Regions from separate parts of the Homo sapiens genome. Here region 2 is linked to region 1. A link is a loop called in an ENCODE intact Hi-C map of the cell type or tissue named here. Cell type or tissue: ovary. All regions are shown on one strand. Links, peaks and the distances in the headings refer to the core of each region. The heading gives the core; the rest is flanking DNA. Region 1 overlaps COPS8-DT (COPS8 divergent transcript). Region 2 overlaps ACKR3 (atypical chemokine receptor 3).

Evidence for each region. A loop is a pair of places that touch in the nucleus more often than their neighbours do. Peaks named below come from ENCODE experiments on the same cell type or tissue, not always from the same donor. Only the 100,000 strongest peaks of a DNase experiment are listed, where the experiment ranks them.
Region 2: it touches region 1 in a loop (1.9-fold over the local background); 13 of 110 quality-filtered maps call a loop at or near these places.

What each region holds. Positions count from the first base shown.
Region 1 is chr2:237,008,553-237,017,357 of GRCh38, reverse strand. All of the region lies in intron 1 of COPS8-DT (COPS8 divergent transcript), which reads left to right. It also overlaps the pseudogene RNU6-1051P. Among named protein-coding and RNA genes, the nearest start is that of COPS8-DT, 73 kb to the left of the region's middle. In ovary, for the core only: no CTCF peak of the experiment used is centred there; a DNase peak (open chromatin) is centred at 4,309.
Region 2 is chr2:236,581,325-236,590,129 of GRCh38, reverse strand. ACKR3 (atypical chemokine receptor 3) reads right to left here. Exons shown (of 2, transcript NM_020311.3): 2 at 7,776-8,805. The coding sequence ends at 8,576. Among named protein-coding and RNA genes, the nearest start is that of ACKR3, 16 kb to the right of the region's middle. In ovary, for the core only: no CTCF peak of the experiment used is centred there; no DNase peak of the experiment used is centred there.

The sequences.
Region 1 (8,805 bases), core at 339-8,338:
ATATTATAATTTTTTCTTATTCTTACCACCAGATTCTAAGCTCCTTGAAGGCAGGCACTTCTTCTAAATCATCCTTACGTAGCCATGATTCCCCCTCCCTCTCTCTCACTTCCAACTCTAATGCATGCATTCAGGCTTTCTTCTGGTGACACATTCAAAAAATGTTTGCTGAGCCCCTATTAGGGACTAGAAGTGACAACAAGAGGACAAGGCTCAGCTCCGTGGACCTTGCGGCTCGGCACAAGGCAGGTGCCCCGAAGCTCTGCTGCTAAATCTGCCTGCTGGACTCATGGCATCCTACTCCTAAGGCCTGGCCAGTGGTGACTTGGGCTGTGGCCGAAGCTGAGTGAGCATTAGGGACCAGCACTGGGTGTAGAGCAGCCTTCCGTGGCAGGGCCTTAGTGAGAGGAACTCAGAAGAGATGCTAGCAGAAGGTGGGAGGTGATTGAAATGCCAGAGACTCAGGGGGTCCCAGGGACTAGTTTGCTAGCAGAGGTGGTTGCATTTTCTCAAATTTCTACAAGTTTCTGGAGTAAGCTTGGAAAGCCAGGCAGCTTCTGATGAGTAAGCAGAGGCTGCCACCGCACAATGTGGGGACTCTAACTCCCGCCGGTCAGCGCAGAGGGAATGCCCGTCTGTCCTGCGGTGCAATGATCAAAGGCTTCCTTCATGGAATTCTCCCCCTGCATTCCTGCTTTCTTGTGAGAATTAGTTAGACATTTCACCTTAACTTCACTTATCGGAAAAATTGAAAGGATAAGACTAAATTATTTTGTATCTATTGAGCTAATGTTTGCATTTCTAACTTCCTAAATCGTCTTACCTAGGCTGCTTGAAAGAAGTGTGTCCTAGACTTAGAATAATGTTTAATTTTTAGAAGATGCCATTCTCTTTCCATGGAAGGTCAGTAATTCCAAAGAAGTCAATATAACATTATCCAGTCCTTCTGTTAACATTTTGATTGCTTTCTTTGTCAGAGTCTTCTTGTCTCAATGGTGAAAGGTATAAACGTTTCAACAGCTGTGGAAGAAATGTTTATTACCCTTCAGTTAGGCAAAGAGATCCGTCTTCCCCAAAACAATGCTTGGGGTTAAAGACTTGCCTCCCCTTTGCAATTTAGTTTGCACCTTTATTTCTGAGAATGACTTCAATTCAGGCAGTTGATAAATCAAGGATCTGACTACAAGAAAACCCCCTCCTTCTTGTCCTCTGTGGCCAAAAAGGATGGTGTTCTGGTTTGTGGTGGTTGTTTTGGGAATGAGTGTTGTTTGATTTTCCTGTAGAGGTTTCTCAAAGAAGCTGACTTGATTTTTCCAGGTGCCCCAGTCTGTTACATCACTCCAAGGCATCAAGAACAGCTCAAAACCTCTATACTGCTGGAGATGGCAAGTTAGGGTAGAAATCCCCCTGGTAGAAAATCAAATAGCTTCAGGTTCCTTGAGGTTCTCACCTTTTGCCTCAATCTTCTTTACCTGTTAGTTCCTTCCAGTATGGGAAAACCCCTGGAGACACTGCAATGCCAGTGGCACCAGGAGACCCCATGTGAGGGCCATTCTCATTAGGAGCAGTCAGACCCCCTTGGCAGTGCCACTTTCATCCCGTATCCCATGCTTGGAATCCTTCCAGTCTCCCCAGTGTCAGTGGGACAAAGTGGAAACACTAGAGTCCTCCCTGGGAAGGCACAGGTGACTCCAGCCAAGTGCTCTCTCTCCCACCTTCCAGCCTCTCTGGTAGACATGTCCTGTTCCTGGCGACCTCGGGCATCTGGGCTTTCCATGTTCTGTGCTGGCAATGGCCTCCAGTGGCCTCCGGGGCCCTGCCCTGTGAACATCTCTGACTATGACCCACACTGCAGAGCCCAGCCTCTGTCACACACTGAATGGCCCAACCACCTGTGCACACACTTTTTCTGCACCTCCCTAAGTTAATTATTATGTACTCCATAAAGGGATCTTGGAGATCATGTAGTCTGACACCCCATTTAGTAGGCAAGAATATCGAGACTTAACAGGCAAAAGAGTTAATTCACATAGAACCCAAGGGTCCTGGTGTATACTTGAGCAGTACATACACTAAAATTGGAACAATGCAGAGAAGATGAGCACGGCCCCTGCACAGGATAACATACAAATTCATGAAGCATTCCATCTTTTTATGTTTATTCCAATAATGTTCATGATAGCAAAGTCAGGAAATCAACCTAAGTGTCCATTAATAGATGAGTGGATAAAGAATATGCGGGGCCGGGCGCAGTGGCTCATGCCTGTAATCCCAGCACTTTGGGAGGCTGAGGCAGGTGGATCACCTGAGGTCAGGAGTTTGAGATCAGCCCGGCCAACATGGCGAAACTCCTTCTAAAAATAGAAAGAAAATTAGCCGGGTGTGGTGGTGCACACCTGTAGTCCCAGCTACTTGGGAAGCCGAGGCATGAGAATGGCGTGAACCCGGAAGTGGAGGTTGCAGTGAGCTGAGATTGCACCACTGTACTCCAGCCTGGGTGACAGAGCGAGACTGTCTCAAAAAAAAAAAAAAAAAGGAAAAAGAAAAAGAATATGTGGTGTATATATTCAGCCATAAAAGAGAATGGAATCATGTGTTTTGCAGCAACATGGATGGAACTGGAGGCCATTCTCCTAAGTGAAATAACTCAGAAACAGAAAGTCAAATATCATATGTTCTCACTTAGAAGTGGGAGCTAAACAGTGGGCCCGCATGGACATACAGGGGAATCCTTGGAGACTTCAGAAGGTGGGGAGGATGGGAAGTCGGTAAGGGCTGAAAAATTACCTGTTGGGACCAGTGTTCATTATTTGGGCAGTGGGTACACTAAAAGCCTAGACGTTACCACTATGCAACGTAGACATGTAACAGAACTACCTTCCTACCCCCGAGATCCATAAGAATAAAAAAAATACAGTGGGGAAAAAAGGAGCCCCAGGGTCATTTCTACTACACTGCATTGTCTTTTATTTTGTTGTCTTATCAGCCTTTTTTTTTTTTTTTTTTTGAGATGAAGTCTCACTCTGTTGCCCAGGCTGGAGTGCAGTGGTGTGATCTTGGCTCACTGCAACCTCCGCCTCCCAGGCTCAAGCGATTCTCCTGCCTCAGCCTCCTGAGTACCTGGGATTATAGGCGCATGCCACTACCCTGCCACTAATTTTTATATTTTTAGTGGAGACAGAGTTTCACTGTGTTGACCAGGCTGGTCTTGAACTCCTGACTTCAAATGATCCACCCACCTCATCCTCCCAAAGTGCTGGGATTACCTGCATGAGACACCACACCCGGCCCTCTTATCAGCTTTTGTTGCCCATCTGTGAATCTGTCTGATTTCTCCAACCAGATTCTCAGCCCTTTGAGAATAACTATGTCTTGTTTCCTTTGTGCTACTACTTATTTCCTTTGTAACAGTCAGCAGAGCCTGCAAAGAAAGATCCTCTGGCTGAATTGATGGATAACAGCTGTGTGCTTTATAAAACAGCAAATCACCAGGACACCCATCTTGGAGACTGTTGTGACACTCAGAACAGGGGCTGTTGAGCTGCTGATACCGGAAAGCAAATCGTGCCTTATCATAGAGCAGACCTGCTGGACAGAGATGGAGCGGTCACTTGGTCCAGTGTTGTAATTGTTCAGTGCAGACGCCGAAGCCCAGCATGCTGAGGTCATACAGGTATCTGGTACTGAAACCGGAATTGGAACAATGTCCTGCCCTGCGTTTGTCACTTCAATGCCCCCCAGTTTTCCTGGACAAAGGTTTGCATGAATAGGAGCTGAGGGAGGTAAGGAGGAAGGCAGAGAAGCTGCTGCACTGAACAGAAGTCAGGGTGCTGTGCCTCTGCGTGTGTTCCTGCAGCAGGACCCAGCAACCGAGGCCAAGGAGGCTCCCAAACTTCTCCAGTGTCTTTCCCAAGCTTCTGCTCTTCTTTCTCTTTTCAGCTAACCTCCAGGCTCTCTATCTTTTTGTCCTTAGGCTATAGTCTCTGATTAAGATATACTCGCTTCCCGCTTAATGGAACTCATCACATCAGGTCCTACCTGTCCCCAGAACTCCCTTTTCAATTACAGAAAACGGCCCGCTGATCTTGGAAAGGGCTGGCAGGCGAGGGACCCTCCTCAGACTCATTGATTCTTTTGGTCCTGCTTTTCCAAAACTGCTCCCATTTCTGTCTCTGCCTTCTGTCTCTGTCAAACAACCACTGTCAACAGTTCTTTAAACCAAAAATCATTGCTCAGGAAGCAAATTTGTTTGCGGGAAGAATGACAGTCTGTCGCCGTGCAGAGGGTGGCGTTCATGACGGTGCTTGAAGGAGTTCACAGGTTAGGCCAGACAAAGCCCAGCGCGTTCATCAGGCAGCTTGAGCACGGGTTGTCTTTCGCCTTCTTGCTGGTTTGACATCGTGGGTAAAACCTGGTCATTTTTCCAGAAGGATTCTGAAGAGATTGTGTAAATTGAAGAAATGGCTTGCTCTTGTTAGGAAAGCAAAGCCAACTTTTGAGATATTCAGGGAATGTGAGGTCTAGTGGACTCTTTTACTGCCAAGTTTCTTATCATGAGAAACCGCTCTCAGCTCCTTAGTGGAAGGAAATGAAATGTATGCAAAGCATTATCGGCTTACTCAGATAACTGCACCAGCGTAAACCAGGTTGTGACTAATTTGCAAACTTAGTGCAGGGAAGGTCCTTAGACGTGATTCTGGAATTGCCAACCCTATGAGCTTCCACAGATGCTATGGGCCACTTTTAGAGCCCACGGATTCAGCATGTGGCTGTTGGGAACAGGCTTTGCTATGAAAATCAGTGATGGCTTATAATGCCTCTAACTGCCATATATGTTTTCACAGGATTATTATTTATGATCTCAATTAATATTTCCATCTGATTAGCAGTGAAACAAACCAGGATGTGAGGAAATGGGAACTTAATTAAAGGTTGCTGCCCAGTCAGGGTGGCATTCCAGATCATGGATCCTGTTATGTAGGAGGGACGCCCAAATTCGCCCTGAGCATGCCTCCCTTCCTCTTCTCATGCAGCCTCTAACTCGGGGTGTCTCTTGCAATGCCACTTAGAATAGTTTCGCCGAAGATGTAGGTGATTAATCAAGGCCCCGGGTGTCACAATGGCCCATTGTCCCAGAAGGCATTCCTTTGGCCGGCTTCTGACCTTTTCTCTTGGGGCAAGTGTGCATTTTCCCAAACTCTTAATGGACAAGAACTCACAGACAATGGCCCTGCATGTAACTTTCATTTGCAGGATGGAACAGAGAATGTTCGGGTTGCTGGAAGGAGGGAAAAGGGCATGCATTAACTCAATCTTTGTATTCTCATCAAAAAACAGACACGTATTTTGAAGAGGACAGCTTTCCACTCGGTTTTTTATATTTAAAAGAATCAATTGTTCATAAGCCCATCGTGATAATATTAAAGGAAATTAAAATAAAAGACTCACTCACAGTCCTATCACTCTGACACTCTGGAAATCTAATTATTTCCGTTTACCGTGTTTCCCTCTAATCTTGTCCATATACAAAGTTTTTACTCAGTTGTCATCAAAGCTCCCCTGGCTTTTAAAAGAATTACATTGTGATGGAGATATCTCTTTTAGATAGTTACGTACCATTATTAAAGATTCAAAATATCATTAATTTCCGTCAAGCTCTATTATGTTTATCATCTATCACTGTGTCAGCACACTAATCACCTCCTCAGCTGCCTCAGGACTGCAGCTTAACTATTTACTTTTAATAGAAATCGGACCACTGCAGCCTTTCTCTGCACCAACAAAGACATGCCATTTCATGAGCTGTTGATCCCTTGAAGCAAGTGAAGTCCTTTAATGGTCTCCTACATGGTCGAGATTTTTTTTAGATGATGAAAATGAAAGGTCACAGAAGTCTGTGGAAACAAAGAGATTCATCCCTATTCTCCTGTAGTCCCTGGATGATGAGCAATTGTGGACAGCAGCCAGCCTTTACACAGTAGTGTGGAGAATTCTGCAGGAGGGATGCTTCCTCCAACCCTGTGTCCCCAGGCTTGGCTGACAGCTGCCCAGGCAGCTGAGATGAGGGAATTGGCTCAGGTTACCCTGAAGGTGCAAGCTTGGACCCTGGCTCTTTCTACATGCACGGTCCTATCCCTGTAAGAAAGCATGAGAATAGGGGCTTTGGAATCAGATACTCTGGGTTCAAGTTCAGACTTTCACATTTACTTAATATGTGATATCAGGTAAGTTATGTGACCTTCCTCATTCTTGTTTCTTCATATTTGAAATAGAAATTATATTGCTCATTCATTCAATAGATATTGATTGGGCACAGTTCTAGATACTGGGAATATAACGGAGTTTACAGATGAGGAATGGGGAGGGGGTACAGATGCTGATCTAATTGTCATCCTGTGAACTGCAAGTGCATTCATTAAGGAACAGAATACCATGCTATGAGAGCCCATTAAGAGGGAACTTGAACTTGTTAGGCACGTCAGAGAATGAGTTCACCAGCTGGGGACTGGAGGGAACAGCATTCCCATTACAGGGAACAGAAAGTAGATAGTCTCTATACTAAGAGGAAGCATTGTCACCAAAGGTTCCACAGAAGTAGGGGGGCCAAGAAGCACAGGGGCCAACGGAGATGTGGCGAAGGGGTAGGAGCCGTGGTCCCTGTTAAGAATTCCCTCCCTGTGATGGTGAATTTTAGGTGTCGACTGCATTAAGGGTTGCCCAGCTAGCTGGTTAAGTGTCATCTCTGGATATGCCTGTGAAGGTGTTTGCAGAAGAGGTTGGTGTTTGAATCAGTAACTGAGTAAGGAAGGTCCACCTTCACCCAATGTAGGTGGTCACCATCCAATGGGTTGAGGGTTCAGATAGAGCAAAACACACACACACACACACACACACACACACACACACACACACACACAACGCAAAGGAAAGAAGAATCTCTTCTCTCTCTTTTGGAGCTGGGACAACCTTCTTCTCCTGCTCTCCTGCTCTTGGACATCAGAATTCCAGGCTCTCCAGCCTTCACACTTCAGGATTTTCACCAGTGGTCCTGGTTCTAAGGTGGTTGGCCTCAGACTGAGAGTTACCCTTACCCCAACAGCCGACTGATTCTCAGGCCTTCAGACTTAGATTGAGCTATGCTCCTGGCTTTCCTGGTTCCCAAGCTGGCAGAAGGCCTATTGTGGAACCTCTCAGCCTCCATAATTGTGTGAGCCAAGTCCCCTATTAAATACCTTCTCATATATCTATTTTTGTATCTGTCTATGTATCAATCAATCTATCTACCCATCTATCTATTTATCCATCTATTTATCTTTTCTGCCCTAACACATCCCCTAAGAGCAAAGAGAAGCCATGGAGGGTGTAGCAGTGCCTGCTATAACGAGACACGGGCACTGAAATGTCTCTCTCACTGCAGCTTGAAGCTGGTATTCCCGGTGAGTTGGAGCAGATGCAGGAAGACCAGTGGGTCTCCAGGGAATTCACCTGGTTTCCTCTCTATTCGAATCTGGCAGCTGGCTTAGTTCTTGGGATAGCGTTAGTGCTGAATAAATATTTGTTTCAGTGAATGAATGATCTAAACTGATGATTGTGGAGATGGGGAGACTTAGACGGATTTTAGGCATACTTAGGAGAGAAGGTTGACATTTGTTGCTGCCTGGTCTGGGGAGGTCACCATCCAGGCACCCTTGCTGATTGTGGTTGGGACTCCATGTCTGGGTTCAACTTCACAGTGACCTCAGCCGGGACGACTGGAGCCCGTTGGCTCTGCCCATGGTTTCCATATAGAAGATTAAATTTTCTCTCATATTTCCCTCCTGGCCTTTTATTTCTGCCTCCCGCATTCCCCAGTGTTCCCCAGTTGTATCCTAGTCAATTTAGAATTAACACCCACTAATGAAAAAAACAAAAAACAAAAAACCCAGAAGTGGCATGTTGTTTAAATTCCATATCCCTCTGCCTGATATGTTTAACCTTAATATTGTATAAGTTCATTCCTAAGACCATGAACTCTTTCTTAATGAATTGTCGTGTATTTCATGGACAATGTAAACCACGCAGTACGTATTCATTGCTGAGTAATGATATATTCAGCCTTGCAGGTTCATCCTCAGTCAATATCTTGGACCATTCTGTAAGCATCATTGTCTCCAGAATATTCAGTTTGAGCCTTTGCTCAGTCTCCAAAACGTTCTCCGTTGTTGGCTACATTCCAGAAAACACATTTGCCCCACATAATAACAATAATAATAACAATAACAATAATAACATCAGCAGCAGCTGAAAACTATGTAGTGCTTCCCATATGCCAGGCACTGTTCTGAGTGCTTATTTCACAGAAACATACCTTCTACACTAATCCTCCTGCAAGGTTATTGAGTTGTACGAAAGAATTAGCTCAAGAGGGCTTTACAAAACACATCCATACTATGTACAAACACTATATATTTGATAAGACACTATCAATAGAAAATGAGCCTAAACACTATTTACTTAAATATATGTTTAAAGTCCTTCTGTTTGGTTTGTAATATTAAAGTGTTTTTTCTATAAATGGTACATTCCTTCATTTAAAAATTAAAACACTTAGGGCTGGGCATGGTGGCTCACGCCTGTAATCCCAGCACTTTGGGAGGCCGAGGCGGGCGGATCATGAGGTCAAGAGATCGAGACCATCCTGGCCAACATGGTGAAACCCCATCTCTACTAAAAATACAAAAAATTAGCCAGGCATGGTGGCACGCGCCTGTAATCCCAGCTACTTGTGAGGCTGAGGCAGAAGAATCGCTTGAACCCGGGAGGCAG
Region 2 (8,805 bases), core at 183-8,182, 430 kb after region 1:
CTTATGTTGAGGGGTCCCAGTACCCAAGGGCAACAGCTTGAGGGGTGCAGGTCAAGTTTTCAGTAACTCAGTGCACGGGCCTTGTGGGGAAGGGCCGGGTAGAGGGCAGGGGATAGAGAGCCGTGGGCACCAGGCACCTCTGCCCGTGCCCAGATTGGGTTTTGCATGTAGAGATGACCCTAATTCCTTGGCTTAAAAAAATTTGGTGTAGGGGAGGGTGCAATATGACGAAGACACTGGGTCTTGCTGACCAGGTGAGACTGTGAGCGATGGAGACACTGGGTCAGGGCTGGCCAGGTGAGACCGTGAACCCAGTATGAAAATGTAGTCTCCGCCTCCTCTGAACCGCCACGGAGACCAGCATAGGCCACTGCGGTGTGTGCCACCAGGCAGGGATGAGGAGAGGAGCTCAGGCTTACAGAGAGTTGCCCCTTCCTTCTGGAAACACACGTCCAGTGGTACCTTCTACAGCAGGGAAGAGCTGAGAGCCATGATAGAATTAAAATTTTGCTTCCCCACAAGTTCTATTTATACTAATCCTGTGATTGTCTCAAGAGGCCCCGCCTTGGGTGCGGGGGTGAAAACTGCTTGCTGCCATTGGTGTCTGGGTCTCAGCCCAGGCTTGTGCTCATGAACAGTGCTCCAGAGGGTCTCCCACCAAGCATCGCATACTCTATGAGCACCGCCTGCAGCAAGGGTGTGGCTCAAGGGTCTGCCTGGGGTCAAGCGATCCTCAAGAACAACCAGAGCTTTCGAAAACCTCCAGGGAAAAAGGGAAACCCATCTGACAGATGTCGTTTTTGGCTAAGCAGGATTCCCAGATAGTCATGAACTCCGAGCTGCTTGTTTGATTGTCCGAGCGGGGAAGACAAGGTCCCTGGCTGCACAGCAAAGCCAGAAGGAGGCTACAGCCATTGACCTGCAGAGCCCAGAGGCCTCTCTGTCCACTTTCCCGACTTCCTGGCTCCAAGCCTCTTTTTCTGTCCTCACTGGTAGTGGCCATGATGACCTTTGATTCCTGCCATCAATAGCTCTTACCGCACAATGATGACAACATCAGTGTTTGTCAACTTCTGAACACCTCTCAGACACCTCCGCTTTTCCTTGAAGTGTCTACCCCCAAAAGTGATGGCATCCCAGGAACTGAGGCCTGCCATCCCCATACCTCATCCCCGGGGCTTGCCCTCCGAGGTTCTGGCCATCGTTGGGCCAGGATAGGAGGACTCCTTTTTAAGCCTTCCCAATTCCCCCAATCTAAAGGATCCTTCCAGAATCCTTCTCACCATGTTGCCCCTTAATGATTTCTCTACGTCTCATTCCCCCTCTCCCCTTCCAGGCTGGGAGCATTTTAACAGGAAAAAAAATCACCCTCGGCCATCTGTGACATTTTTAAGACAAGCACAGAGCAGGGCACACAGTGGTCGCGCACTAAAGCTTGTCCATCAGTGAGTGAACGAACAAACGTGTGGATGGATGAATAAATTAACAAGAACGAGTGTGGAATATGTCGCAGGGAAAGACATTCACCGTCTGCATAGCTGGGCAACGGACGATTTTTCATTTACACTTTGGGCTGCGCATGAAATTAAAATTCTCATTACAGTGTGGCACGAAACACAATTCACACTTTTAACAACGGCCCTGAGAAACGCAACGGTGGGGAAACCTTTAATGCGTTCGTCCTATTGACGAGCCCCGCGTAAAGGAATGAAAAGATTAGCTTCAAACACTTTCATGTGAAAGGCTAAAAGGAAGCAAATCCAGCATGGCACGGTGGAGCCCAAGGCCCTTTCAGACACGCCACCGCCACCGACAGGACATGTTTGCCGCTCGCCCCATGACATGTTGCCGTGCCAACATACATTCTGAGTCACCCAAGCAGATTTAATGCCATTGCCACAATGACTTTCTCTTTGCCTTTTCTTCTGAAAACTGTGAAAGGGAAGATGCCGACCTACCTAGGAAATGATTTTAATCAGTTTAGTTCCGGAAATAACTATGGAAATTCAGATTTTTTCATTCTGCTGCTTCTGAGCATTACAGGGAACAAATGGCTGATGAAGCCACCACTTTTTTTCTCCCAACCTGTCGGGAGAAATGACATGATTGTCAGCCGTTCCGAATCCCACATGGAAAGGTCTGGGTGCATAAGCATATGAAAAGCCAACAAAAATGAAGCTTTTGAAAAATAAGAAAAACTCCAGAATTGGGCATTCCTCTTCCCATGCCATCCAGATAACCATATCCCCCTTCACAGGGGTCCTGTCCCCAGGGCTGTTGATGTCAGAGCTGGAGAAGCCCAGCCCTGAAAAACCTAGACAAAGGCCATGAGCACCGCGCCTGACAGCAATAGACAGGTGAACATGAACCCCTTGTAGACTTCAGACAAACCCGGAACGAATGAGGCACACTAGAGGCGTGATAGATTTCAATACTGTGACATAACTGGACAGCACGTGGGTTAAGCATTGGGCAATATAAAAATGAATCATGCCGATAACAAAACGAAAAAAAGCTTAGAAAAGGGTTAGGAACATTTGCGTGGCCCTACGCAGGTTTCAAAGTACTTCACTCATTCTTCTGTCCATTCACTCAACTGCATTGATTCGCATATATGCTCTCTTTCAATCTCTACAACAATCCTTTAATAAAGGTGGAGAGGTAATTTTGAGGGTGAGGAAACTGAGGAGAAATATTTCTAATGCCATGGAGCTAATAAGAAGCAGAACTGAATCTATCACCCTGGTCTCATGCAGTCCTGTCCACAGCTCTGTCCTGCTAACCGTGTTCTTTCTGGAGCTTTTTAGGCAAAATACTTTAAATCTTAAATTACAATTTAAAGCTTCCCAAGGGTACTTAAAATGTCTACTAATGTTTAATTTGTGTGTTCCTATTTCAGGAGTACATCTTTTATGTAAATGGCAAATGCCCCAAATTCCTGTAGTTGAAACATATTTGGGCACAGTGGAGATGCTGGCGTGAATCCACATTGCATGATTGTCTGTGCTGCCCTGGCCTGTTAGGGTTCTGCTGAGTTGAGGGGCAGGAAATGGAGAAGCCATGGCTCTAAGGACTCAGATGCTTTTCCCCAGGTGCTCTGTGTACCCTCAGTGAACTCCCTAGGCAGTGAATGGCATCCAGAAGTCTTGTGTCTTAATGGTTGGCTTTATCCTAGGCCAGGGTCTCTCCACCTCCACTCAGTTGACATTTGGGACTCAGTAATTGTGTTAGTCTGTTTTCACACTGCTGATAAACACATACCGGAGACTAATTTATAAAGAAAAAGAGGTTTCATGAACTCACAGCTCCACATGTCAGGGGAGGCCTCACAATCATGGTGGAAGGTGAAAGGCATGTCTTACATGGTGGCCGGCAAGAGAGAAGGAGAGCCAAGTGAAAAGGGAAACCCCATATAAAACCATCAGATCTCATGAGACTTATTCACTACCACAAGAACAGTACGGGGGAAACTGCCCTCATGATTGGGAGGAGGCTCCAGGAAACGCCATCAAGAAAGCCAAAGCTGCTTTTCTACCAGCTGCCTCAAGTTATCTCCCACCAGGTCCCTCCCACAACATGTGGGAATTATGGGAGCTAGAGTTCAAGATAAGATTTGGGTGGGGACACCGTCAAGCCATATCAGTAATTCTCTGTCTGGGGGCTCTCCTGTGCACAACTGGCTGTTCAGCAGCATTCTTGGCCTTGACTCACAAGATGACATTAGCATTCCCCACCCCAAGTTGGGACAACTAAAGATATCTCTGGACATTGACAAATGTCTCCTGGGGGTGCAAATTGTCCCCAGTTAGAATGAGTTTGAGACAGATGTGCCTCATCTTTTCACTCACCACCCACAGGCAGATATTCTCTTGCCCGATTTCTCTGAAATGCATTGTTTCTTCTCAAGAAAAATGCAAATTATGCCCAGAGAAAGTGGTCAGAATGGCTGTTGTTCTCTGAGCATGTACTATGTGTGCCCCAGGCACCGTGACATGCATTTTGCAGAGACTGTGCGATCTGATCATTACGATTACCCTATGAATCAAGTACTATCATCGTCCAACATTATAAACAAGGAAGCTAAGTTTAGCAAAGCTAAAACCTGGCCCACATTCCCCAGGATAGTAAACAGTGATGGTTCTTTGGGCTACACACTTGGCAGAGGCCTGAGACTTTGAGAAGGCGGATCTCAACCCTGTGGCCCAGGCTCTCGCTAGGATGGTCCTAAACATGCACATGGAAACTGTGTCCAGGAGTGTGTGTTGGTCACACAGATGGTAGCAAGTCTAGGTGTATGCACAGGTCTGTGTGAGCGTCAGAGACTGCACGAGGTGAGCAAACTCTGCTACTCTGCCAGAAGAGTTTATGGAAGAGTCAGGCCGTCCTCAGCCATCCTCAGGGCAAACGAACCACCATAAATCTCAACCACTTTCGAGTGGTTTAATGTCCTATCAAACCTCATTCAAACTAATCGTGTTCCATATCAAATGTCATTGATATCGAGACTGTGGGATCTTAGCAGTCCCTGCATAAATGCAAACCACCAGGGAGCTTTTCCTGGGAAATCCAAGACTAAGAAACAGGAAGTGGGAAATGTTCTATAGCGGTGGGTCGATCTTTTAAAGCATTTAGCCCACCTGAAACCACTGCCCCTGAAGGACTAAAATCTCAGTGGCATAGGCCCATGCAGAGGTATCCCTGGCACTTAGGGGCAAAAGCTCATACCTCCAGGAGAAAGCTCTGGGAACTTTCTCTGCTGTCTTCCTCAGCCATCCATCCCAACAGTACAGATCCACAGCACGCCACTTTTCCCCAGAGTTCTGAGACACCTGTGCTTACCTAAATGTGATGTCTCCCAGATCCATTACATATATACAGCCAATATCCTCAGAGTAGAAGCCCAGTAAGGCAGAATTTCCACATTCCTAATAAAATAGACCATGCCCCGGAGCTGCTGCCTCCTGGAGAGGCCCCAGGAAGCATCGGCTACAGAAGATTTAAAATGTATTGCTGCTCTGCCCAGATCTGACCACAGATATCAGTGGGGTCCCATCCCAGGTTGCTGCGAGACTCTTGGAAGGACCAAAAGCCATCAGCCAGCAAATAGATCGTATTCCCTTGTGCTCAGATGATTTTCCATCTGGGCTTTTCAGCGGCATTATTTTTCTTCTTCACTTGTGGGGAACCTGGGGTACAATCAAGGTCAGCAGCTCATACGTTGAACCAGATGGAAAGCATTTAACACTGACTCACTGATGACGGGCTGCCATCCGGGCTGCTGGGGGTGGCCTTCCGCTGCCCACCGCCCGCCATGCCTTGGGCATTTCAACCATGAAACAGGAGCAGAGTATTAGAGCCTGGGATGGGAGGAGGCTCCAGGAAGCGCCATCAAGAAAGCCAAAGCTGCTTTTCTCCCAACTCTGAGGTCCCACCCTGTGCCTGGGGCTCCAGACATCCTTCCTGGGGTCCAAGGTCATGGCGCTAACAGCTTTCTTACCACATCAGGAGGCGGGTGTCTTGGAAGATCTGTACAGAGAAAAGGACGCCAAAGAATGACCCTCCAATGGCAGCACTGCAGGCCCTCTAGTCCCTGGATTTGAGGAGAGCCAGGGGTCTCCTGTCCACCCCTCCTCCCTTCAAGGCCCACCCCATATCCAAATACAGCTCAGGATTCTCTCTGCCTCTTCTACACCACAGTCATAGGGTGGGGCTGATTTTTTTTTTTTTTTCAGTATTAACTCCCCTCCCCTCAGGACACTCTGTGTCCCTTGACCCAGCCTCTGTTATCCCACCTGGCTCCAGGGAAGGACCCTGCAGTGGAAATCAAAGGAAAGAGATTTTGAGTCCAGATAACTAGGAATAAACCAGCAAGTCTTCCAGCCCCAGGCAGGACAAAGAAGGGGATTTCTAGAAGGAACAGAAAGAACACAGTCACTGGAGCATTCCCGAGATGGAGCCTGCCCCTGCAGACAGCAGACCCCAGGGACGTCGGAGGGTCTGGGACAGTAGGCCACGGTGCCCTGGGCCCTGTGGGAGATGGAAAATCCCCCCAAAGCAAAAGGTGCCACCTGGTGAGTCCGGGTCCAGTTCAGTGTCACCCTCCCTCCCCACCCCCTCCACTGCAGTGTGGGAGGAGGCAGCTGGGGCAGCCCCCAGGCTGCAGAACAGCAGAAAAACAGAAAAGGGCCAGACCAGTCTCACCATCCAGCGAGGCAAAAGCAGCAGCAAGAGCCACATGAACTGGGGTGGCAGAGGAGCCCTGCAGAAGGATCGACAGGTCCTCTCAGACATCCACGTAGACACACAAGCCTGAAAGACCCTCACCCACCCCAGCACTGTTAGCCCCCGGGAACCTACTGAAATTCTAGGGTAAGCGGGTGGGAGAGACCGCTGGATGGACCGCGATGGCAATTCAGCATAGCAGTTCAGTTGAATGCCTTTTACCGCCCATCTATTGCAAGGCTGAGCATGTGGACTGCAATTGATGCCCTCCTCCCCCTCCCCATTTTGAATTTACTACTGGAAAAGTGTATTTCTGCCTGAACTTGACCCCTAGAAGGCTCACAGCAAACATGCAAGCCATTTTTATCGTCAAGGAACACATATTTGGGTCGAGAACTTTCCCGATTCCATGTTGCCATCCTACCTACTCTTATTTTCCCTTCTTCTTGGTATCTTTGCCTCTTGTATGCTGTTATCCCACTATCTACATCATTGTTATCGGACCAGAATCCCACTGAAGACCAGGTGTATATATGCACCTGAGGATGTACATGTGTATCAAGAACATATTTCCAGTAAGTTACAGCCCTAGTTTCAAAACTCTAAGCTGTGAAGACCTTTGCAGGAAATAGGATTCCCCTGTAGTGCACTCGGTCTATGGGCCCCTGGGGACTGCAGGGCTGCCCATTGTGGGTCTGTGGGGCAAGGACTTGCACAAGGTGCTTTCCAACCTAGCAGCAGCGCCCAAGCCCACAGGTCAGACGAGCATCTGGGTCTGCCTTTGGGTTGGCAAACAGCTCTCTGTGCAGAGAGGTCTTGGCAGAGGTGGAGGTGGTGAGGGCAGTGCTGGGAGCCCAGCCCCTCTCTGAGCCCCTGCCCAGCTGACTCGTCTGTTGAAGTCTCCGCCATTCTTGTGGCTCCAGGTAGAGTTAGAGAGGGCACAGCAGGAACTGGCCATTCTGAGAGCACTCTTTCCAACCACTAGTAAGGACATGCGCAAGCTGGGGATTCGCTCATTGTGTGGCCTCAAGGGGGTAGCTGATTGGCATGGTTTAAATGAAAACTCTCAATAGGAAATATTGCCCCTGGAGGTGTTTACCTTAGCAGATGAGATTTAAGGGGCTGTGCCACTGGCCCTGGAAGCACACAGGTGGTACAGATGAGGACACCAGTCCTGCACCCTGAAACTCTCCTGTCTGGACGGAGAGTTCAGACAGGTTCAGAACAGAGATGGCTCTGGCCAGCAGGAAGTAGAAGCAAGTGGCACCTTCTCTGTGCCAGCCTTCTCTCCTAGCTGGACCCTAGCAATCATCCCCCACACCAAAAACACTATTGCCTGAAAATTTTTTTAAAAACCATGCAGTGTGCTCAAATGATTTTTTCTTTTTATATCATTTCAAACAAGTTAACCTGGTAGCTTTTGCTTTACAGCAGCACTCTTTTTCTGAGCATGTTCATGCAGGTGGCCTGTGTGTGCCATATATATCCATGAATTATTATCATGTGTGCTATTCAAGTGCCAAAACACACTTTGAAAACTGAGACTTGATGCATTTTTAGGAAACAAAAATCTTTATTAAAAAAAAATAACTTACAAATTGAGAGAACTCTCTGAAATGCAACTGTTCGTTGTGTGTGCAGATTTGCAGTCCAGAACAGTTTTTTGTTTATTTTAAAATGTAACTTTACAATACTATTAATGTCACAAACTGCATTACAAAGCAGTTTTCGTTCCATATCCCGTGCCGGTACAAAACACCACACAGATATAAAACTATGGTAAATAAAACATTTCAGCCAAGACTGGCATATATTTATATATTTATATATATTTATATATATATAATTTCAAAACAGCTAACAATTAGTGTCATCCTTAGTCAAAACTGAAGTCACGCTAACCTTAAAACTACAACACTCTGAATATATGTCAGCACTATGCCTCCCAAACAATATTTAAAATATATTTAACTTTCAAATACATTTATAAGGTACACCAATAGTGAGAAAATAAAGTCTTAAAATTTAAATACAAATCACCATATAAAAAATTCAGGAAACACAGAAAATCCTATCTTACAGAAGTCCAGGCAAGCCTGTCCTCAGCTGGCTCTGACGCACAGCACTGCTGTGCGACACAGCTCTGCCTGTTGCAAAACTGTCAGCACGCACAGCCAAATGACAGCTGCGTCATCAAGAGAAAGAGAGAATGGATGCAGGGGGCACGTGCTCCCCTCTTCACTCTACTCAAGCATCAAGACCCGAAGCTACTTTGCTTTGCTCTAGAAAACCATAGGGCCCATCACCCTGTTCAAAAACAAGTAAACCCGTCCCAGAGCCTCTCCAGGGCAGATCATTTGGTGCTCTGCTCCAAGGCAGAGTACTCCGTCTCTGAGACTCTGGAGGCATCGATGAGCTTGGTGAGCCCTGTTTTGGCCGAGTACTTGAAGATGAAGGCCTTCATCAGCTCGTACCTGTAGTTGCGATTGATGAAGCTGTAGAGGACAGGGTTGACGCAGCAGTGCACCAGCGACAGGCACTGTGTGACATGCAGGGCCGTGAAGAGGGCGTGCTCCAGCCGGC